Regions from separate parts of the Homo sapiens genome. Here regions 1 and 3 are each linked to region 2. The links are chromatin loops, found by intact Hi-C in ENCODE. Cell type or tissue: heart right ventricle. All regions are shown on one strand. Region 1 overlaps CELF1 (CUGBP Elav-like family member 1). Region 2 overlaps MTCH2 (mitochondrial carrier 2). Region 3 overlaps CELF1 (CUGBP Elav-like family member 1).

The links. Peaks named below come from ENCODE experiments on the same cell type or tissue, not always from the same donor. Only the 100,000 strongest peaks of a DNase experiment are listed, where the experiment ranks them.
Region 1: a loop joins it to region 2, with 2.5 times the contacts of the local background. A loop is called at or near these places in 8 of 110 quality-filtered maps.
Region 3: it touches region 2 in a loop (2.7-fold over the local background); 11 of 110 quality-filtered maps call a loop at or near these places.

What each region holds. Positions count from the first base shown.
Region 1 is chr11:47,491,143-47,499,142 of GRCh38, forward strand. All of the region lies in intron 3 of CELF1 (CUGBP Elav-like family member 1), which reads right to left. Among named protein-coding and RNA genes, the nearest start is that of RAPSN, 46 kb to the left of the region's middle. In heart right ventricle, no CTCF peak of the experiment used is centred here; no DNase peak of the experiment used is centred here; H3K27ac peaks cover 1,064 bases.
Region 2 is chr11:47,613,086-47,621,085 of GRCh38, forward strand. MTCH2 (mitochondrial carrier 2) reads right to left here. Exons shown (of 13, transcript NM_014342.4): 13 at 4,232-5,834. The coding sequence ends at 5,748. Among named protein-coding and RNA genes, the nearest start is that of C1QTNF4, 23 kb to the left of the region's middle. RefSeq lists a silencer at 4,468-4,527. In heart right ventricle, a CTCF peak has its summit at 4,147 (motif pointing left); a DNase peak (open chromatin) is centred at 4,136; H3K27ac peaks cover 1,074 bases.
Region 3 is chr11:47,471,708-47,479,707 of GRCh38, forward strand. CELF1 (CUGBP Elav-like family member 1) reads right to left here. Exons shown (of 15, transcript NM_001376376.1): 10 at 7,170-7,245; 11 at 5,590-5,718; 12 at 5,139-5,252; 13 at 3,629-3,814; 14 at 1,381-1,524; 15 at 1-650. The coding sequence ends at 523. Among named protein-coding and RNA genes, the nearest start is that of RAPSN, 27 kb to the left of the region's middle. In heart right ventricle, no CTCF peak of the experiment used is centred here; no DNase peak of the experiment used is centred here; H3K27ac peaks cover 738 bases.

The sequences.
Region 1 (8,000 bases), 120 kb before region 2:
ATGAGCCACCGTGCCCAGCCTATTTCTTTATTTTTTATTTGAGACAGATTCTCTCTGTTGCCCAGGCTGGAGTGCAGTGGCGTAATCTCAGCTCACTGCAACCTCCACCTCCCAGGTTCAAGTGATTCTCATGCCTCAGCCTCCTGAGTAGCTGGGATTACAGGTATGCGCCACCATGCCTGGCTAATTTTTGTATTTTTAGTAGAGCTGGGGTTTAGCCATGTTGGCCAGGCTGGTCTTGAACTGAGCTCAAGTGATCCACCTGCCTTGGCCTCCCAAGTGCTGGGATTACAGGCCTGAGCCACCGCACCCAGCCTTGAATCTTTTATAATTCAACACTTACAGGGGTTATTCTCACATCACCTTTGATGACTCTAGCACTATCTAAATTCAAAAGCTGTAAGACAAATGGAATATAGACCAATTCCTAACCCTATATCTGTGAAGGCTCCCCATATTCTTCCAGGTTAACTAATCAGCTACAATCCTAGGACTCCAACAGTACTAAATTTCCACCTTCGTTGTGGAAATTTTAGCATTAAAATTATGCTTAACACCTTTGAACATAATCGGGCTGTATCCACCTCTTCCCAATTAAACTGACAGCTCCTTGCAGGCAGAAACCATTTTATTTCCTGTTCATTCTTGTAAACACACTGGGTATAGTATCCGGTTCAAAGTAAGCACTCAAATGTGTGAAAGGAGAAATTCCTTAAGTTTCAACAGTCCCCATTTAACCAATTAGCTCTGATAAAATGAGTGCTATGCACAAAAACAGCACCCAAATTTAAGAGCAGCTATTATCTCCTATGATTATTTAATTGCCACAGGATTAATACGCCTTTTTCTTTTAAAGACATGGTCTCGCTCTGTTGCCCAGGCTGGAGTGCAGTGGCATGACCACAGCTAACTGCAGCCTCGACCTCCCAGGCTCAAGCGATTCTCCTACCTCAGCAATCCCAGTAGATGGAACTACGGGTGTGCGCCACCACATCTGGCTAGTTTTTAACATTTTTTTGTAGAGAGAGGGTCTCACTATGTTGCAAGGGCTGGTCTGAAACTCCTGGGCTCAAACGATTCTCCCACCTCAGCCTCCCAAAGTGCTGGGATTATAGGCATGGAACTACTGCGCCTGGCCTATTTTCTTTTGAGTGTTTCAGATGGCATCATTTTACTGGTTTTCCTGTAATCTGTTAATTTAAAATGTGTGGCAGGTCATGGCAAAAACATAATGTGACTGCTTTTAAATGCTTAATCCTAATGTTCCAACAGAAATCAGCTACCATGATGAAAAAAAGCCCTATGGCCAGGCATGGTGGCTCATGCCTGTAATCCTAGCAACTGTGGGAGGCCGAGGCAGGCAGATCACTTGAGGTCAGGAGTTCGAGACCACCCTGGCCAACATGGTAAACTCCGTCTCTACCAAAAAATACAAAGCAATTAGCTGGGTGTGGTGGCGTGCACCTGTAATCCCAGCTACTCGGGAGGCTAAGGCACAAGAATCGCTTGAACCTGGGAGGTGGAGGTTGCAGTGAGCTGAGACGGGGCCACTGCACTCCAGCCTGGGTGGCAGAGTGAGATCTTGTCTCCAGAAAAAAAAGGCAGCCCTATCACTAGTGAAACACTGGCTCCCTACAACCTGTCCCGACAACTTTAATTACCAGTTGTAATAGCATTTTACTAGAATGTTGCTAATCTTTCATTCTATTTCTATTCTAGAGTGGGTTAACAAAGAACCCCAATGGTGCCCAGAATACATTTTGATAAGGAAGCTGACAGCTATTTCTGAAAAGCAGTTTTATCAATCTGTATTACGGAGGCAACTGCTCCCAGATTGCCCCTTCCCTCTGTTGTTTGTGTGCCAATTCTGAACTTTTGCATCCTGTTTAGTGCTAAAGCATAAACACAAGTCAATATATGTAGATTACAGTTTACCCAAAAGTTTAGCAGGGACTCAAGATTCTAGAGAAATGTCATCCTTTGCTCTTCTTTAGCTCTCCAAATCCTTCTCTATTTTTCCAGGTCTACCTACACCATGAACCTCCCCTTCCCTGTTTATATACCAATTCAATAGCCAGAAGACTCCCATAGAGTAGCACTGTTCAAACTGTGGCCCAAGAGGCTGGGGACAGTGACTCACCTGAGGTCAGGAGTTTGAGACCAGCCTGAACAACACGGTGAAACCCCGTCCCTACTTAAAAAAAAAAAAAAAAAAATTAGCTGGGTGTAGTGGCACACACCTGTAGTCCCAGCTACTCAGGAGGCTGAAGCAGGAGAATCACTTGAACCCGGGAGGCGGAGACTACAGTGAGCCGAGATCGTGCCATTGTACTCCAGCCTGGGCGACAGAGCAAGACTCCATCTCAAAAAGAAAAAAAAAAAAAAAAAAAAAAGGGCGTGCACACACACAAGGTGTGGCCTAAGGACCAGGGGCAATCTTCAAACTTAACTCTTTGGAAATTTTTACAGAAATTAGACTGAGCAATTTTGTATTTGTTCAGTCTAGTAATAATAAATGTAAAATACAAGCTCATACCTTATTTTTTCCCCTACATCATTCTCATTGCATTTTACAAGGGAGTGGGGGTGGGGAGAGATATGGTCCCTTAACACAGCTTGAGAAGCACTACCAAGGTATAGCAACAACCCGCATGTATACCCGTGTGTATGTAATAAGCAGTCACAAACTTTCTCTGATATTGTGTCTGAAGAGAAACAACACTCTCCCTCTTCCACATATACTTCCAATATGCATGTTGTCATTATGATTAAAAGTAACCATTGTATTAAAAAAGCCATCTGGGTACACATCAGCTACCACATCATCCATTTACTCTTTGTATCATTAAATACATTCTCAAATTTGTACCTTACTTCCCCATTCAATGGAGAGTTATGTATATTTATCATCTCCATTCAAGAACCAGTGAATTCAGCAGTTCCCTGGAGAAGTATCTATAGTGTCCCTGTCATTCCTAAGAGGCAAGTCTATGGAAATTCCTATTTCCTGGGGCAGTACTGCCAGCCCTGACCTGGGAACAGGATAGAAGAAAGGCAAATCAGGGCCTGCAAGAATGTGAAGAGGAGGAAGATCAGAAAGTGGCAAGTGTTTTAGGGGAAAGGGATGAAACCTACCCCCTCTCTTTTTATGTTTCTACTACTGGCAGCAGAAGCAGTAATAGTAATACCTGAGGAGGTAGTTACTCTCATTGTTGCTTCTGCTGCCATTATTAAGAATGAGCAACTATGAAAATTCAGGACAAGAGGTTACTTCGTCTACCTTGATTTCTGCTGAAACATACTATGAGAAAATACAATAGGGATACAATTGGGAAGAGACACACGAGGGAACAAAAAAGAGCTGTTATTTTCAAAGTATGTATTTGTTCAAAATTCTTGAACACTCTCTTCTCTTTCTCCTTTCTTTTCCCCTCTCAAAATTTCCCCACCCCAGGCCTATCTCAGGGGCAGCACAAATGTTCTATTCCAAATTTTTCCCATCCTCTGGCCCCAAGTGACTAAACCATGTGGTGGGTCTTAACCCAATGGCAAGCTGATCCATTGGCTGGCCAGAAACTTAAGACCCTTGACCTATGCTTAAAACAAAAACGGGCCTGGCCAATCAAGCTCCTTTATAGCTGCACTGAGCAATACGATGATAGCCACTAGCCACAAGTGGCTATTTAAACTTAATTTAAAAAACTAAGTTCTTCAGTTGCACTTGCCACATGTGGCTAGTGGCTACTGTATGAGACAGAGACAGAACATTTTATAGTTGTTGTTGTTTTTGTAAAGACAGGGGTCTTGCTGTGAAACCCAGGCTGGTCTCGAACTCCTGGCCTCAAGGGATCCTTCCATCTCAGCCTGCCAAATGCTGGGATTATAGGCACGAGCCACTGCCCCCAGCTGCGATACAGAATATTTTCATCATCACAGAATGTTTTATTTGACAGCACTACTTTACAGAATCTGGAACTGGTTAACAGAAACAGGCAGTTAGTAGTGAAGTCAGAAGTGGAAAAGTTGCAACTAGAGATAGCATGGGTTAAATGGAGAAGCTCAAAGTGCTGTGGTCAAAAGACAATGGGTCATGCTACAACAAAGACCTTGAAAACATTATGCTAAGTAAAAGAAACCAGTCACAAAAGGCCACATAGTATATGTTACCATTTATATGAAATGCCCAGAACAGGCAAATCTACAGACAGAAAGTAGGTTGGTGGTTGCTTAGGAATGGGGATGGGGGAAGGGAGACATGGAGAAGAAGAGGGGAATGGTTGCTAATGGGTACAGGGTTTCTTTTAAGGGTGATGAAATGTTCTGCAATTAAATAGTGGAAATGGTTACACAACTCTGGAATATACTAAAAATCACTGAATTGCTCACTTTAAAGGGTAAACTTTATAGTATGTGAATTATGTCTCAATGTGAAGGGGAGGGAGAAGGGATCCGAAGAAAAGTCATGTTGCAACCAAAGTTATAAGGTAGTTAAGAGTAGAAAGGAGGTACATGTAGAGTGAGCAGTTATATATCCTGGAGTCAGAAAGATACACTTTCTAGGTCTTCTAGCTGCAGAGCTCCTGATTAGATTACAGTTCAGTCCACCTGTGTCCTTATAAGAAAGCCCTTTCATATATGCTAGCTTGAGTGGACATCTGTTCCTTGCAGCCAAACAAGACCTTCAAACGGGACCTGTTTAAAAATAATTCCTGAAACCTTTCATTATTTTTTCACTCCCCCTTTCTCATTACCTGTTGACTTCCCTTTAATTATACAAAAAGAAAAAATTCAGATACTTACCAATCCCTCCACCTCCCCAGCAGGCAAAAATACTTGTTGCATTCCAAACTTCTGCTACCACCCACCCTTATACAAGGTCCCTCTGGCTCACATACAGTGCTGTGGAAAAACTGGAACAGAAGTGCGTGAGAATAAAAAGGGCCCAGAAACACTGGCCTGAGTTACTTACCAGCTGCTCCCTAGTGAGAACAAGACAGAATAATACATTTATGCTGTGAGAAAGTTAATTTTCATTTGGATAAAGGTCAATCTTCCTATCATGTGGGGTGTTAGGTACTAGAAAAAGCTATCTCTAAGGACAATAAAGACAATAATAATTTAAAGTCACCATCCAACAACAGAATAGCTAACAATATGCTTTTAAAGGTTTTCAGCCTTCTTCCCTGAGGTATGGAGATAAGATCTGGAGATCTTATCTCTGCAATCATCTTTAATATCATTCATTCAACTGTAATTCCCAAGCTTTTGCTATGGTGCCAGATACTACACACTATAGGGCTCTGTAAGACTGAGCAATATGTGCCCTTGAGGCAATGTCACTGAAAAAGTAGAAGGGCACAACTATAATCCTCTACAAATCCTATAAAGGAATGTTTAAAAGTTCTATGAAAGAAGTGGCTAATATGATTTTACTTTATTTGGAGGAGGGGGAGGTGTGTGTGCAGAGATTTCAGCTGCATAGAGTAGGCAACTAGAAAAAGTGCTACGTGGCATGGAGGAAAGAGGCCTAAGGGTGATGAAGAAATGGTAAGGACTGAGGAGAGATGGGAAAAGTGGGATAACATCAGAAGGGAGAAAAAGGACTTGAGAAAGTTGTGGGCAGAGTACAGAAACAGAGAAGAGATCATACTAGAAAGCTGACTAAGAATAAAGAGGTAGGTCAGAGAGACCCAGTGAAGGGCTTTCCATGTTATAGACAGGTTTGGAGTTTATTCCAAGATTTTAGATTAAGTGAATGATCAGATCTGTCCTTTTAAAAGATACCTAAAAATAATCTGGAGGATGAAATAAGGCAGGGAACATGGAGATCAGAAGGCTCTTGCATAAACTAGTACCTAAGATTAGCACCCAGTCTCAGCCAATACTGAGGAATTTTGGGCCAGGATACACTAGGATCTGGAGTTCACTTGAACTCCAAGGAGGAGAGGAAGAGAAAGAAACTAACAACTCTTGGGTTCTAGTGAAGACAATATGGGAATTACTTTTTGTGGGGAAGTCTCTAGATGAAAAGTAATCAATGAGCAGTATTTAGAATAAAGTCTTAGACCTCAGAAGACATTTGGGGGAACAGAGATCTGAGAAGCAGAGAAGCACATCAGTGTCCCCTTAAGCAATGGGAGAATGAAAAGAAAAAAGTCTGGGACACAACTCATGAAAATATCCATATCTTAGGATGCAGGCAAAGTAGCACCAGTGGAAGCTTAAGAGTGATCAATGAAGAATCAAGAACATTGGCTAACCGTTCACTGACACTAGAGGCAGCCTGGTCTAGTGGGCAAAAATAAAAAGACCTTTACCTTTAAACTTGTACTTCAGGCCCAACACTGATTACTATTTGTCCTCAATCTCTCTCTCAACTGGGTTTCTCATGTTTAAAATCGGGGCAATGGCCTACGCCCAGGCACCCTTGCAAAGTTTTGGTGAAGATGGGTGACTAAAACAGATGCAAACGTACTTGGAAAAAATGTTGACAATCCATTCCCCGACTGACTCTGAGAATGACCTGTGTTAAGTCCACTAGCTCTCGAACTTTAGTGTGCACAAAAAAACATGCTGGACACTTGTTTCTAGAGTCTTGGGGGTCCTATTCTAGAATAAAAACATCTGAATTTTTAAGTTCCAGGTGACTTTCATGCAGTGGTCCATGGTCCAGATTTAATGGGATATTGAATGGGTCCAATCTCTTAAAAGATTAGAAAGCAGGCTGAGAAGAATGCTGTGTCAATGTTGGGTTGAACACCAGGCAGTGGCAAAGCACAGGAAGTATTACAATGAAAGACAATTTGAGCAACAGCCTTGTTTCTAAGGATCATAAATCCTGGGACATGGAAATATCCTTATTATGTATTAAATCTTTATCATGATATTCACTTTAATTTCACCTGTTACAGCTAAAATAAAATTTTAGTAGTAAAGAACTCTCATAAAAAGACATTTAAATTACCGTAATTTTGGAGACTACAGAGGAGGCATAAGATCCACTTCAAAAGAGTAAGACAGGCCAGGTGCCGAGGCAGCAGGATAGCTTGAGCCCAGGAGTTCAAGACCAGCCTGGGCAACACAGGGAGACCTCATATCTACAAAAAGTTTAAAAATTAGCCAGGTGGTGGTGCATGCCTGTGGTCCCAGCTACTTGGGAAGCGGAGGCGAGAGGACTGCTTGAGCCCAGGAGGTTGAGGCTACAGTGAACTGTGACTGTGCCACTGCACTCCAGCCTGGGCAACAAAGCAAGACCCTGTTTCAAAAACAGAGAGAGAAAGAGCTAACTTTGAGCCCTGCCCCCCAACTATTCCACAAAGAACTGTTTGGTATCTACTATTATCCACACCTGTTACATCTAATCCCAGGGTAGACTGATTTGCACATGGAGGCCTAACCTCAAAGACTTGCATTAACACTTGTTATCTAGAGAATATTCTACCATTTAATATTCTTGGCTTTGAATAACCTAAAGCTCATTTGCTGGAGGTTCCAAAATACTCTGAAGCCTGGTTACAGTGACTGAAATCAGGGGTTGGAAATGTGTCCTTCTCTACAAAGTCCAGAATTCAGGTTCCTAGCAGCTACAACTCAGGGTTAGGTTAGCATTTTGGCTGTGTACAACAGCAGTTCTTGGACAGTACTGCAAGCTAACAAGGTTTCTCACTCTCACAATTTATTTGGGCAAATTGCCAATCAAGATTGATCCAGTTTTGCTTTTTTTGGAGGGTAAAGGACAATTTGATGTTCCTAAAATCACGTGCTGAGCTGTATTTTCAATTAGACTCGGCGGGGGTGGGGGGAATCAAGGTCCAGGATTGCACTTTGTATGTTAATACAGAATGTTGTAGATGATACTAAACACACTGACTGTAGCTACCAGTCTTCTCTGTGATAGGAGACTAAGAATCCAGTAATTTAAAATAATAAAATACTTCCTTCCCAAAAGATTATTTGAAATTGCATGTCCAACCCAAAGCGACAATGCTACAGTTTAAAAA
Region 2 (8,000 bases):
TTAGTAGAGACAGGATCTCACTATGTTGTCTAGGCTGGTCTCAAACTCCAGAACTCAAGTGATCCTCCCACCTTAGCCTCCCAAAGTGCTGGGATTGGCTGGGCACAGTGTTTTTGAGACTGTCTCAAAAACAAACAAAACAAAACAAAACAAAAAAACACAAAATGCTGGGATTACAGGCATAAGCTACTGCACCCAGCACTTGTGACTTCTTTAGGAAAGCCTAAACAGAGCTCTGAAAAGGAGGTAAGACAAATATCTTTGTATTTAAAAAAACAAAAACAAAAATGCCAAAATAGAAACTACCATGCCACCTTGGGAGGCAGCCTGAATGAACCCATCCATTCTGCAAGGATGTTTTAGAAGCACCCAGTAGAGGTGCTGACACATAGATCAGTTTCAAGAAATGTTACCAGCCAAATGTCTTAGGAGTTCTACTACACTGAACTAATGGTACCTCTAGGAAGATTTCTTCTCTAGGAAGAAATCCTTGCCATACAGTAACTTAGCTTTTCATCTATATAAACCATCATAATAGTCTAGAAAAGTAATGGTGATCATTTCTATTTTCAGTTGTTTCCGCTATTTATAATTCTGCAGAGGCAAGATCTGTCTTTCCTTATTTAAGACCATTCTACTCTGTTGGGAGCTTGTTCACTGCTTTGACTACAAATGCAGGCCCACTTTCCTCAGATGGATGGCTTACATAACATTTGGTTTGGCTGGGCACAGTGGCTCATGCCTGTAATCACAGCACTTTGGGAGGCCCAGGCAGATCATTTGAGGTCAGGAGTTCAAGACCAGCCTAGCCAACATGGTGAAAGCCCGTCTCTACTAAAAATACAAAAAAATGAGCCGCGGGTGGTGACATGCACCTGTAATCCCAGCTACTTGGGAGAGTGAGAAACGAGAATTGCTTGAACCCAGGAGGTGGAGGTTGCAGTGAGCCGAGATCAGCCACTGCAAGACAGAGAGAGACCTTGTCTCAAAAACAAACAAACAAACAAACAAACACAAAAACACAATGTGGTTTACTGGCTACAATTTTAGCATTTTATAGCCTCCACGAAAGAATAAAAATGCCTCGACTGGCTTCATGTCCTGGAAGAATTATTAAGGAAAAAAAAAAACCTTGGAATTTGATAGACCCTGGTTTGAATTCAGCCCTGAAAATTCCTGACTATGATTTCGAGTGAGTTGCTTAATTAGAGTCTCACATAAAACGAGGATGCCTATCCTACCAAAAAATCATGACAATTAGAACTTCTACAACAGGCTTGGCAGTCACTACTAACCAATCTGTTCTCCTGTCTTGCTCCCTTATCTGCCACAGTACCTTAAAATGACCACCTACAATTACTACCACTTGACCAGCTAGTTTTTCTTTTTTCTTTTTTTTTGAGACGGAGTTTTGCTTGTTGCCCAGGCTGGAGTGCAATGGCACCATTTTTGCCCACTGCAACCTCCGCCTCCCACGTTGAGGCAATTCTCCTGCCTCAGCCTCTTTTTTTTCTTTGAGACAGTCTTGCTCTGTTGCCCAGGCCGGAGTACGTTGGCGCAACCTTGGCTCACTGCAACCTCCACCTCCTGGGTTTCAGCGATTCTCCTGCTTCAGTCTCCTAAGTAGCTGGAATTATAGGCATGCGCCTCCATACCTAATTTTTGTAATTTTAGTAGAGATGGGGTTTCACCATGTTAGCCAGGCTGGTCTCGAACTCCTGGCCTCAAGTGATCTGCCCACCTCGGCCTCCCAAAGTTCTGGGATTACAGGCGTGAGCCACCGCACCCAGTCTTTTATTTTAATATACATTTTAAAGGCTAAGTGAAGCAGTGGAAAGGGAGAAGGAAAAAAAAATCTGTTAACTGGTTGTGATCAACTAGTTGCAATACTGCTGCACTTAGACCAGCCACGACCCCACTAGCTTTTCTATAAAGCCCAGTGAGGCTTTTTTTTTTTTTTTTTTTTTTTTTTTTTTGGCTCTCAGTTGACACCTAGGCTGGAGTGCAGTGGTGCGACCATAGGTCAGTACAGCCTCAACCTCCCAGGACTCAACCAGTCGTCCCACTTCAGCCTCCTGTGTAGCTGGCACTACAGGTGCACACCACCAAGCCTGGCTAATTTTTAAATTTTTGTGTTGAGAAAAGGTCTCACTATATTATCCAAGCAGGCTGTTTTAGTTGGCCTGTTTTAAAGGACTAAATATATATTTTTCCCCCACAGATTTTCAAATCAGAGAGAAGTAATGCTCCTGCTGTATAAAACATGAACTTGGTGTTGGATGTAGTTTTTGTCAGTTAGTTTGTACTATCATTACATGCTCTGAAGGAGGGAGAGTTTGAAGGCACAGCCCTCTCACCCAGTTGGGACTCTCAGTGACTTCACAAAGAGATGGCACTAGAACTGAATCTGACAGTACAGAAACATGTCACTGGCAAGAGGGGGAGGACATTTCTAGAATAGGAAATTATAGTTAAGTCAAGGTATGCTGAGGTAACAGAGATGATGGAATATAGGGCTTATGTTGAATGTTTCTTTCATCCTAAGGTTGCTTTTTTTTTTTTTTGAGACAGAGTTTCACTCTTGTTGACCAGGCGGGAGTGCAGTGGGGCAATCTCAGCTCACTGCAACCTCCACCTTCCGATTTCAAGCGATTCTCCTGCCTCAGCCTCCTGAGTAGCTGGGATTACAGGTGCCCGCCACCACGCCTAATTTTTGTATTAGTAGAGACAGGGTTTCACCATGTTGGTCAGGCTGGTCTCAAATTCCTGACCTCATGATCCACCCGCCTCGGCCTCCCAAATTGCTGGGATTACTAAGGTTGCTTTTTTACCCTAGTATTTTTATAATGATCCCCCAAAGTTCCAGGAAACCCATACCTTCTTTATTTTTAAGATGCAGTTTCACTCTTGTTGCCTAGGCTGGAGTGCAATGGCACGATCTCAGCTTACCGCAACCTCCGCTTCCTGGGTTCAAGCGATTCTCATGCCTCAGCCTCCCAAGTAGCTGGGATTACAGGCATGTGCCACCACGCCCAGCTAATTTTCCTCCCTTTATTTCTTTAAAAAATAGAGACAGGGTTTTACCATGTTGCCCGGGCTGGTCTTGAGCTCCTGGACTCAAGTGATCCACTGCCCCCAGCCCACCCCACACTCTTCTTAAGTCAAGGTTTCAATGGTCACCACATACTCTAGAGGAACAGTTTGTGGCAACTTAGCTTGGTACCACAAAGGAAAACCAGTTTCACAAGTGGCTTACTAGAGAACCCCTACTTTTCTTTTTCTTTTTTTTAAGAGACAGAGTCTCACTCTGTCACCCAGTGGCACAATCTTGGGTCACTGCAACCTCCAGCTCCCAGGTTCAAGCGATTCTCCTGCCTCAGCCTCCTGAACTACAGGTGCGTGCCACCATGCCCGACTAATTTTTTTGTATTTTTAGTAGATATATTGGCCAGGCTGGTCTCCAACTCTTGGCCTCAAGTGATCCACCTGCCTCAGCCTCCCAAAGTGTTAGGATTACAGGTATGGGCCACCACAACCAGCCTAAGTTCATATTACTTACTGAGTTCATTATTTCTTGCATGTGTTTCTTTTTTTTTCTTTTTTTTTTTTTTAAGAGATGGGAGTTTCACTCTTGTTGCCCAGGCTGGAGTGCAATGGCGTGATCTCAGTTCATTGCAACCTCCACCTCCTGGGTTTCAAGAGATTCTCCTGCCTCAGCCTCCCGCATAGCTGGGATTACAGGCATGTGCCACCATGCCCGGCTAATTTTGTTATTTTTAGTAGAGACAGGGTTTCTTCATGTTGGTCAGGATGGTCTCGAATTCTCGACCTCAGGTGAACCACCTGCCTCGGCCTCCCAAAGTGCTGTGATTGCAGGCATGAGCCATTGCGCCCGGTCGCATGTGTTTCTTAATGGCACCTACCTGCATTTCCTAGCCCCTGAATATCTTTAGACTTTTATGTTAGTAGCTTATAGTAAGATATTATGGAGGATCATAGGTATAGGACTCTGACTAGACCTCTAGCTTGGATGCAGCAAGACTGAAACAGCTGGACTAGTATTTTGAGCAATCCTAGGCCTTGGAGAAATTTCTCAGCCACCCAACTTGCACAGGAAAAACTGAAGCCTTGGCGTCCTCTGGTGGTAGACTGGTTATCAGAGTCAGACATGCTTCTCAACTAGGAATAGGCAAGCATGAAAGTTCACAGAAGCCACAGGATAAACATGGCACATTTTCCCAGATCATCTTTACTTAAAGATTTTTTGGGAGAAAAAGGTAGGCAGCAAACATTTTTATATTAAAACAAATGCAGATAGTAATATTGAAATAGTATATAAAATTGACATTACTTTTTGAGACAAAGGAAGAGACATCAAAGACATTTTAAGCCGAGCTCCTCATGAGCTTCCTAAACCCCAGGGGAGGGAAGAGACCCCTGCATTCTCGTTCTGTCTAATATTATCAGTGGGGCTGTTTTGACAGAGAAGTCTCAGAAGCAGCGAATTAAGTGCTTACTCATTTGGCAATGTCCCAGTGAGTTATATAAATAAGTGAAACCACAGGCTTTCTCATTTTAGAGCATTTTAACCTGCTTTTTAGAAGGCCTGAGTAAACAGAAGCTTTATGCTTGAGTTGAATTTTATTTTCTCCCAAAGTGATTTTTTTCCTCCTATAAATGTTAACATGCTTAACTGAGGGTATGGCATGTGAGGTGGTCAGTGTCCTAAGACCCATGTCGACTTGGGTTGGCATTACCAGACATGGAGTTACAAATATACTTTCCAAGGCTGTCATCAGAAATGCAAAACTACTCACCTTCGGCAACAATAACAAAAAGGAAACAAAACAAAAAACTGAAGAACAAAAGATTATATATAATTAGAACTGTATGGTGTAATTTAAGCACTGGCAAATACTTGGCTCTTAAAGAAGGGGGTTACTCCTGCAGGATCTGCTTTTCATATTTTATGTGAAAACAAGAACTTCCTTTGAGGAAAAAAGTGCCATTATACTTCCTTTCCAAATCTTGCTTATTTTCTGTAATTGTCTTTTTCTTTGTTGTTGCTGACCCTTTATCTTATTTATTTTTTTTCAGGTAGCCTCTTGAACTAGAGTAGGCTCAGAGGCTCCCTGTAGGTGACATTTTATTACTTTGCAATAACAGACTGAAGGGGCAGATCCTCACACAGACTTTCTAGGGTAATGTAGCAATGTACTGTCCTTTTCTTGAAGTATGAGAGACAAGGTCAATGAAATGTGCTTAGAAGCATAATGGGAGTCAGATTCTGGTGCATGCTACTGACATTTTAGGGTCTACCCAAGAAAAAGTAATTCATAACCTCCCATATAGTTTAATTTAGTGATTTTGTTAAGTTTTACAAAATTATTTCTCATTTTTCTTGGAATTCTACTCTTCATTTTACAAAGCCTTAAATTGAGACTCAAAAATCACATGACAAAGTGCCTGTAGCTTCAGGAAAATACAACTTTTTTTCCCTTCTGGTTAAGTAAAATAAGAATTTGGAGCAAAAATATCCTAATTCAGAATAACTAAAGGGGGAGTATCAGTGGTAAGTTATGTTGTGCTGGAAAAAAGAACAAAAAAGGCAGACACCAAACACCTGAATTTTCCCAAGATTAAATGATTATTAAAAAAGCGCGCCACACTGTATAGAAATCAACATTCTCTCCCATAATTCTGTGCATCTGGGACTACAGAAATGTCACTGTCCCTGCCCCACATCTTCAAATTAACATTTTCAGGTCACAACAATAAGTCTTCCCAAAGGGGACCTTCCGGAAAAATAAGCTATTTCCTCGGCTCATATTCCCCTGGAAAACAAAACAAAACAAAACACAAATAATATCTAGCGAGATGAGATCAGCCAATCCAAATCAGCAGAGAGGTCCAATTGGGAGACGTGACTAAATCTAGGACAAAACTGGGACTATCACTACAGAACAAGGATTAGTATTCTCTGAAAGGCTGAGCTACTATGAACTAACTACAATTTCTCCTTATTAAGTTCTTACTCTGGGCAGACAGAACGCCCAGGTTGGATTCTGGCTTTGCCACTTTCCAGCTGGCTTAGCAAATGAGTCATGTAGAACAGTGCCTAACATTCAGTAAGTGCTAGCTTTCATTTATTTCTTTGTTTTTCTTTTTTGAGATGGAGTCTCGCTCTGTTGCCCAGGCTGTAGTGCAGTGGTGCAATCTCGGCTCACTGCAACCTCTGCCTCCCAGGTTCAAGCGATTCTCCTGCCTCAGCCTCCTAAGTAGCTGGGAAAGGAACGCGCCACCGTGCCTGGCTAATTTTTGTACTTTTAGTGGAGGTGGGGTTTCACCATATTGGCCAGGCTGGTCTCAAACTCCTGACCTCAAGTGATCCGCCTATCTTGGCCTCCCAAAAGTGCAGGGATTACGGGTGTGATCCACCATACCCGGCCTATTTATTTCTTAATGAAATGAAATCATGTTTCTAAGGACTACTTATAAAATCTTATAATCAAAGTAATAACAACCTGGACAACATAGTAAGACCCCATCTCTACAAGAAATTAAAAAATTAAAGGCCGGGTGTGATGGTTCACACCGGTAATCCTAGCACTTTGAGAGACCAAGGCAGGAGGATCACTTGAGCTCAGGAATTTGAGACCAGCCTGCACAACATGGCAAAACCCCGTTGCTACAAAAAATACAAAAAATTGGGCAGACATGGTGGCTCACGCCTGTAATCTCAGCACTTTGGGAGGCTGAGGCAGGCAGATCACCTGAGGTCAGGAGTTCGAGACCAGCCTGACTAACATAGTGAAACCCCATCTCTACTAAAAATACAAAAATTAGCCGGGCGTAGTGGCGGACACCTGTAATCCCAGCTACTCAGGAGGCTGAGGCAGGGGAATTGCTTGAACCTGGGAGGTGAAGGTTGCAGTGAGCCAAGATCGTGCTATTGCACTCTAGCCTGGATGACAGAGCAAGCCTCCGTCTCAAACAAAACAAAACAAAACAAAACAAAAAAACAAACAAACAAAAAACAAAAAACAGGGGTGAGGGGGGAGGGATAGCATTAGGAGATATACCTAATGCTAAATGATGAGTTAATGGGTGCAGCACACCAACACGGCACATGTATACATATGTAACAAACCTGCACGTTGTGCACATGTACCCTAAAACTTAAAAGTATAATAATAATAAAATTAAAAAAAACAAAAAACAAAAAACAAAAAAATGAGCTGGGCTTAGCGGTATGTGCCTGTAGTCCAAGCTACCTGGGATGCTGAGGTGGGACGATCACTTGAGCCAGAGACCTCAGCCAGGAGGCAGAGGTTGCAGTGAGCCAATACCATGCCACTGCACTCCAGCCTGGGTGACAGAGTGAGACCCTGTCTCAAAAACAAAACAAAACAAAAAAATTAACAGGACATGGTGGAAGCATGCCTGTAGTCCTAGCTACTTGGGAGGCTGAGGTAGGAGGATTGCTTTACCCCAGGAGTTTGAGGCTACAGTGAGTTGTGATGCCACCACTGCACACCAGCCTGGGCGACAGAGCTTGTCTCTAAAAAATAAAGAACCAAATAAGTAAATAAAAATAAAGTAATAATGTTCTGAGTGCAACTGAGTACACTCTGGAGTATAAATCTGAGCCTTCCCAAATATAGGCCATGTGACCTTGCATTATGTAATTGGCACTAAACTGCTCTAAGCCCCAGTTTCTTCATATGTGAAATGGGTGATTAAGAATGACACCTATTCTCACACAGCTGTTTTGAGGATTACATGAGCTGATGTAAGAAAAGCTCTTAGCATGATATCTGGTATACAGTAAATGCCCAATCAAGATTTGCTGTTGTTGTAAGCACCTACAGGAACAACTGTTCCTACTTTAAGTGTGTTTGACACCGTAATCCATTCTCTGTCTGCTTTCTTCCTATAACAGAGTGTTAGTCAGAAAAGGAAGGAAGGAAAGGCCATTTTTTCCATTTAAACAGGGACCA
Region 3 (8,000 bases), 140 kb before region 2:
TCTTCCCCAAAGCCGCTCTGCTCCCCACAGCTCCCAGGTGTCAGTTCTCATTCTACCCACCCTCACACTAAGAGAGGTTCTGGGGGTCACTTTTTTGTTCCACTCAGTCCTCTCTCTTGGGGTGGTTTGGGGCAAATCCTGATCATCGTCTGTGTTAAATGTTTCCCTGTCCCCCTTCCCCAGGGTGGTTTGGTGTTGGTCCTTCTCAACACACACTGGTTACAAACACAGCAAACTTTAAATAAAGGAGAAACAAAAACAAAAACAAAAAAAACCTCAGGATATGGCACCTAAACTCCAAAGTAAAACACTGGAAACCAAAGCACAAACTTGTCCTCTGTACGAAGCGAAACTCCCACAGAAGGCAGTAGCCGAGTCTTCAGGGCAAGCTGTGCCTGCGAGAGTGGCAGGGATCAGGGTCCAGGGCTGTCAACACACAGCCTCAGGGCTTCGAATCATTAAGGGTGCTCCTCCCCCACTTACCAGAAGACCCTCTCACTCCAGTCTCAGAGGGGAGCACGCTCAGTAGGGCTTGCTGTCATTCTTCGAACGTTTGAGCTGCACTTTAAGCCGCTTCATGCCAATCTGAAAGCCGTTCATGGACTGGATGGCAGCTTGGGCCGAAACAGGATTGTCGTAACTTACAAAACCTGTGTGTCCAAGCAGAAACCTAGGTGAGGGACATAATGAGGCAAGGAGATTCTCAGTCCTCCTTATGCAAGATACCTTATGTGCTTCATCTCAAATCCCAATTTTATTCAGCAGGGACAAGAAATCTGGACATTATGTCATACGAAATAAATTAGGTTCTTAATAGTACCACTTAACAGCTACATGGTAATTTAAAGGTTTTTTTCTTTTTCTTGAGACAGGGTCTTGCTCTGTCACCCAGGGTGGAGTACAGTGGTGTGACCATGGTTCACTGCAACCTTGGCCTCCTGGGCTCAGGTGATCCTCTCACCTCAGCCTCAAGTAGCTGGGAACACAGGTACACGCCACCACGTCTGACTAATTTTTTGTAGCCATGAGGTCTCACTCTGTTGCTCAGGCTGGTCTCGAACTCCTAGGCTCAAGCGATCCTCCTGCCTTGGCCTCCCCAAGTACTGGGACTTACAGGCACAAACCTGGACTGTTTAAAGGTTTTTTTGCAAACCATTTTCCATATATTATTTTTCTCTCTGGAGCAACAGTGTGGGTAGAAATCCTTACCTCCACTACAGCAATGAGAAACTGGGGCTCAAAAAGAGGTCATAATGACCTGCCCATGGCCAAGTTAAAACAACACCACAAACTCATATTCAGATCTTTCTGCAGTGAGCTCCTTCTTTCTCAGTGGTAAAATACTAATCCCATCCTGACACCAGAGAGAAGCCAACATACCAAAACACTTGCTCAGGTTTGTCTGCTTGTCTATGAAAACCTTGGCAGACACGACATTCCCAAAGGGCATAAACATCTGCAGCAGGTCCTGATCACCAAACTCCTGGGGCAGGTGGTAGATGAACAGGTTGGCTCCCTCTGGACCTTCAAAATACCCAGGAATTGGAAAAGTATCAGTGTCAAACATGCTCGTCGCCCTGCACCAGTGATCTTTCATTTCCACCTATGTTAAAACTGTCACAATCCCTAAAAACAGAGATTCATCTGGGGAACTAAACAGATTCTCTAAATACAAAGCAAGGAACCAAAGGCAAACATTAAAACAGATTCCTTCCCTCACATTCAGCCAAGCTCCATCTCATTGAGGATGTGAGAAATTCTACCCGCAGGAGGAGGAGTGTTGGGATAATAAAGCAGGCCGACTTGTGTGTGGAGCAGGAAAACAGAGACTGTAGGCTCAGAGAGGAACACAGAAGAGGAGGTGAAAAGGGGTTATAAACAAAACAGGTTTCCAAATAATGCCTAGAAACCACAGGGACAGCAAACAGATTGGTAGTTGCCAGATGCAGGGAATGACTACAAAGGGGCACGAGGGAATTTCTAGGGGTGATGGAAATGTTCCTAATCTGTGGTGATGGTTGCAGGACTAGGACTGTTTGTCAATACTCATATAGCTGTATGCCAAAATCAGTGAGTTTCATCATATGTAAATGGGAAAATAAGAAATTAGTTTTAAAAATGCACCCATGATTAACACTGAGCTTAAAAACAGAATATACATTCTTCATCTGACTATTTACACTCAATGATTTTCTTTTTTTTTCTTTCTTTTTTTTTGAGATAGAGGCTCACTCTGTTGCCCAGGTTGGAGTGCAGTGGCGTGAACTCAGGTCACTGCAACCTCCGCCTCCCGGGTTCAAGCAATTCTCCTGCCTCAGCCTCCCGAGTAGCTGGGATTACAGGCAGGCGCCACCATGCCTGGCGTATTTTTAGTAGCGATGGGGTTTCACCATGTTGGTCAGGCTGGTCTCGAACTCCTGATCTCATGATCTGCCTGCCTTGGCCTCTCAAAGTGCTGGGATTACAGGCGCGAGCCACTGCGCCCAGCCTACTCAATGATTTTCTAACCAAAAAGCTTTATTACAATTGCAGTCCAGCCATTCTCCAGCCACCCTGGCCTCCCTGTTTTTTTCAAACACATCAGGGAACATTGCTGCCTCAGGGCCTCTGTACTTGCTTTTCCTATGCCCCTGTTACTCTTCTTTCTCTAGATTCAGGCATGACTTGCTTCCTACTTCCTTCAGTTCTCTGCTTAAATGTCAATCTAGAGAGACATTCTCTGAGCATTCTGCATAAAATGCAGTGCCTCTGACACTCCCTATCTCTCTTCCCGGCTTGTCATTCTCCAGAGGATCATCTGAAACACCTCATGCTTTCATTTATTTATTGTCTGTCTCCACAGTCTCCACTAAAATATTGGTTCACGCTACATTCTCCTACTACCACATCCCTAGGGGATATAAGTGATTCACAGCAGGTGAGGAGAGATGAACCAGGACTTTCTGCTGTGACAAGAGGACACTCATCTTTTTCCTACATTAGTGCTTATACCAGCTCCTGGTTATAAAAACCCAGTCAAATCTGAGCACAGAGGTGTCAGCAGGACCTTCTATTCATGTAAGTCACCTTCAGGCCTCTTTCTGGCTAAAGAGTCTCTCCTATTTTTCTCCTAAATTGAATACCATTTGTGTCAAACGACATACTTCCCACTCCATCAACTCATGGGCCAAACTCTGTCCCATCACCCCTCAGTTTGTCTTCAATCAGGACAAACATCAATCAGAAAGTGAGGAAAATGCCAAATGATATAGCTAAAAGGGACACTGAAACAGAAGACATCCAGACAGAAGATCCTCTGATAGATTTGTAATCTGTAGAGAAGACCTCCTAACAGAAACATTCTTGTCAAATGTGTCAGACCCGATAAGGTCAGTGTCTGTTGCTTCATCTAAAAACTGCAGCCCCATCCCAAGAGGGCACACAGAGGTTCTGATTTGAGCCACATCCAGAAAACATTTAAAAAGCAGATCACACTTCACAGGGTTTCTCAGTCTACACTTGACACTGTCAAAGAAAAACAATGGTCTGACGACCTAACTGGTTCCCTCAGCCTTTGCTCTGCCTTTCCGTTCTGGTATAGGAGGAAAACCGCCCCCCATACCTGACCCCGATCTCCCTTTGCACTCACCTTCCTTCTGGCTTCCAGCAGCACCAATACTCTGCTGTGTCAGAAGATTCTGGTTGTACAGAGTGGGGAGCGCAGCAGCAGCATATTGCTGGATACCCGAGTAGGCCTGAGTGAGGGCCTCCATGGTGCTCCCGGTGCCATTGGAAAGGCCACTGCTGCCCAGGCCACCATTTAAAGCAGCCATTCCTTGGTTGGAGGAAGAGAAGGATTAATATACTAGAAAGACTAAACTGATGCCAAAGACAAGTCTACTTGGGACATCTAGAAGAGGGAAAACTCCAAAGTTCTCCCCTTTATCTCCCTCTTAGTTTCTCCCTGAGAAGAAACTATCTGACTGGCTAGATTTCAGGACATTCACCAGGCCTTGCTAATGGGGACATTAAGAAATGCCATACGCGGGTGTTGTGCTCCCCATTACCTTCATCCAATCTGTGGAATGAGAGCCTCCATTTTCTATCTGGCTATTCTGCCACTTTCTCATAATGAGCTAGAATGTCATAAAAGAAGAGGCCCAAGACTGCAAACTCAAAGGGGTACATGTGATTTCTGACAAGATGTGGGTGAACCCTACCATTAAAACAGCAACTAACAGGTACTAAGTACATTCTATGTGTCATCTACTGTACTATGCAATGTGCTCAGCAGCACTTTACCTATGTTCTAATTTTTTTTTTTTTTTTTGGAGACAGAGTCTCACTCTGTCACCTAGGTTGGAGTTCAGTGGTACAATCATAGCTCACTGCAGCCTCAAGCTCCCAGGCTCAAGCAATCCTCCCGGCCTCAGCCTCCCAAGTAGCTGGGACTACAGGCATGCACCACTACACCCAGATAATTTTTGTAGAGATGGAGTTCTCACTATGTTGCTCAGGCTGGTCTGGAACTTGTGACCTAGGGTGATCCCCTGCTTTGGCCTCCCAAACTGCTGGGACTATAGGTATGAGCCACTGTACCTGGCCTCATTTAATTTTTAACAATCCTTCAAAGTATTCTATTATTCCCACTTCAAAGATGAGAAAATGTCCTTAGAAAGGTGGTCCGAAGTTATAGCTAGCTAACGGACACAGGTGGGATTTAACTCAGGTCTGATTTAAAAATCCCATGCTTTTTTGAGACGGACTCTCGCTCTGTCACCCAGGCTGGAGTGCAGTGGCGCAATCTTGGCTCACTGCAACTTCTGCCTCCCCGGTTCATGCCATTCTCCTGCCTCAGCCTCCCAAGTAGCTAGGACTACAGGCGCCCGCCACCAGGCCCAGCTAATTTTTTTGTATTTTTAGGGGAGACGGGGTTTCACCGTGTTAGCCAGAATGGTCTCGATCTCCTGACCTCGTGATTCGCCCACCTTGACCTCCCAAAGTGCTGGGATTAGAGGTGTGAGCCACCACACCTGGCCCTCATGATTATTTTTAACTTCACTGGGCCACTGCAATCATTCCAGTGGTGCCCCTACCAGGGTTAAGATGTGCTACCTGCACAAAGAATAGTCTGATGACAGCCAGGTGCTGCCCCTTACCTGCCAAAGAGCCAACATTGAGGCCAGCCGTTGCTCCAGCTAATGTCTGCAGGGCTCCAAGTGAGGCTATGGGGTTGACAGAATTACTGCTGCTAGAGCTAGGTGAGGACCCTGCTATTAGAAAGCAAGGAGTTAAAATTCAACCCATCACTGGCATTCTCGCCAAATACAAGAAAAAGTGTCACTATCCAAGTATGCTATTTGTAAAGAGGTTTTCAGTTACTAATTCTAACAACTGTCCTTGCAGGACAGAGACAAATAATGGCCACAGCACATTGAAAATCAGGAAGATTTCTCTTAAGTACAAAAGATGACATTTGAAAATTTGTTGCTCATAATCTGACCTCTCTGGAAACAGGTGTTAACTATTTTCCCTCTCTGGACTCTGCCTTTAAACACAAAGCATCTGTCCAAGGCACATAATGGCACACTGGGTCATCCTCATGCTTACCTGAACTAGTGAGCACGCTGAGGGGACTGCTGGATGTAGTGAGAGCATTGGTACCACTTGGTGTGTTCTGAGCTGCACTAGCTGCAGCAGCTAGTGCAGCCAAATTCTGTAACTGCATTGCATTCAACCCTACAACATCCAAAGCAAGAGATTAGCCAGCAGATAAGGGTGCTTCATATCCATTCCAGCAATGACAAGCACACACTGGCAGAGGGCTGGTCCCTGACAAAGAGGAACTGTTCTAGATAAGCCTTACAAACAACATTACAGGGCTCCAAAAATGATTCATGTATCACTCATTAAGAAACTTGAAATCATTTCCTCAGAGAAGAGATGGCTAATCCAATAGCATACCATGCCAAGTGTACATTAATAAAGGTGTGGGCAATTAGGAAACCAAGAAAAACTGCCTACCATAGGGCCAGGAGCACAGGAGAACAATGCCAAAACCTACAGCACAGAATGGGACTGCATCCAGGCCCCTCACTCACACTTTACAGGGGATTCGCTCTCTGTAATAGAGGGGAACACGCAGAAAACATGGCAGATGCAGAAGGCCCAGGAGCAAACAAGGGAGAACACAGCAGAGCAGCAATGACACAAAGAATAAAGACACTGTCACTTGAATAGCAGATTCATCACCAGAAAGAGGAGAGAGGAAAAATCACTGAGTGAAAGACTTCCAAGTAGAGCCCAGACAACACAGTTGAAAGGGGAAGAAGGAATCTAAACTGTGCTGTCGCTGCTGCAAACCATTTACTAGACAATGGAAAGATGGATGGGGTGAGGGGTGGGGGGAGTGGAAAGAGTAAACGAGAATTAAAATACAATACAGATTACAATCTAGCAACTTTCCAAAAATATAGCCAACTATAATTTCCTGAGACAAAGTGAATGACTATCAAAAATTTTCAAAGAGCAAAATGCAGTTCACTGAAAACTATGCCTTTCTCAAATGCACATTTGGCCTAGCCTAAATCCAATGCAGAGGGTGTAGGCACAGGCAGCTTTGAAGCTGTCCCATGCCCTACCCCCAACCGACTCCTGATGGGCCCTAGCTCAGGTTTGTTGTGGCACTCCATTTAAGTTTTCTGTGTACGATAATAGCAACAACAAAATAGGAATTCACCTAAGAAACAAGAAGATACACAGGTAAACCAAATGCCTGGGTTCTAGAAGCTTCAAGGTAGGGCATTTGCATGGAAGCCATCTTTGGCTTTTCTGCAGTCACTGGAAAAGTCACTTTATAATGGAAATAAAGAGTTCTTGCAATTTTTTCCCCTTATCAGAGAACAGCCTCAGTCTATAGGAGCTAAACAGCCCTTTTCCATATTCTTCTTCAACAGTGACCTAAAAGGTTAGGAGGCACCAGATAACGTCAGAGCAATGTGGCATCAACTAGCCATAGAGCCACTGTATAGAGACAAGAAAATTGAGTCCTGGGATGTTTATCCTAGGTCAGGTTTACATAATAAGCAAAAAAATGTTTTCACAGAAACGATGCCAAACTCCCAAGACTGTTGTTAGCTGGGTCTGCTGGCCTGGGTGCTGCTGCTCCTCTGCAGCAGTGAAACACTTACCTCCCATTGGGTGGAGGCTGCTCAGGGTGTTGAGGTTCCCAGAGGAGGCAGTCTGCTGAAGGAGCTGCAAATAAAGCTAGACATTACACCAAAAAACAGAACAAGAGTGAGAGTGAGGGCTGGTTCTGCATCTGGGATAACTCTACAGCACAGCAAAGCGAGAGTGCAGAGGCCCCCAGAGAGAAGAAAGTCAAAGACAAGAACCCAAGCCAACACAACAGAAACATGAGGCTTATGACAGCACAGGACAAAAAAAAAACACAGCTAAAGCACTGGCCCAGAAGATAGTATGTTCACTGAATACTGAGCCAAGCTCAAGTCCCTGGGCAGCAGAATTCAGCACAGCAAAGGACAGAACTACAGCAGGATAATAAGCTAAACTTGAGGAGCTACGCAGTCAACTGTGATTATTGTCTGCGAATGAATGAATGCCATTTCCAGCTACCCTCTCCCAAGTTCTCCTTAGTTAGGTCCACACATCTCACTCTGCAGATTGTTTCCATCTGGATACTCAATTTCTACTTCACACAACTATTTTAAATATCAAATCTAAACATTTCATAGTATTTCTTGGAGTTACCCTTTATTGGTCACAATGGACCACATGACTAATAATCACTCCAGCTACACATCTATCCAACCTTATTTACTTCCTCCCCTCCAAACTGGTCTTCCCTGTTGCAGATGACCAAATGACTGATGGATTAGTCTATACCAGGTTCAGAGTACGTTCTCCTTCAATGATGGTCCCATGACAAATAAAGTAAGAGGGCCTGTCCCTGAGTTTGTGGCATTAGTTTACTTTGTATATTGGCAAACCACAACCTTCAT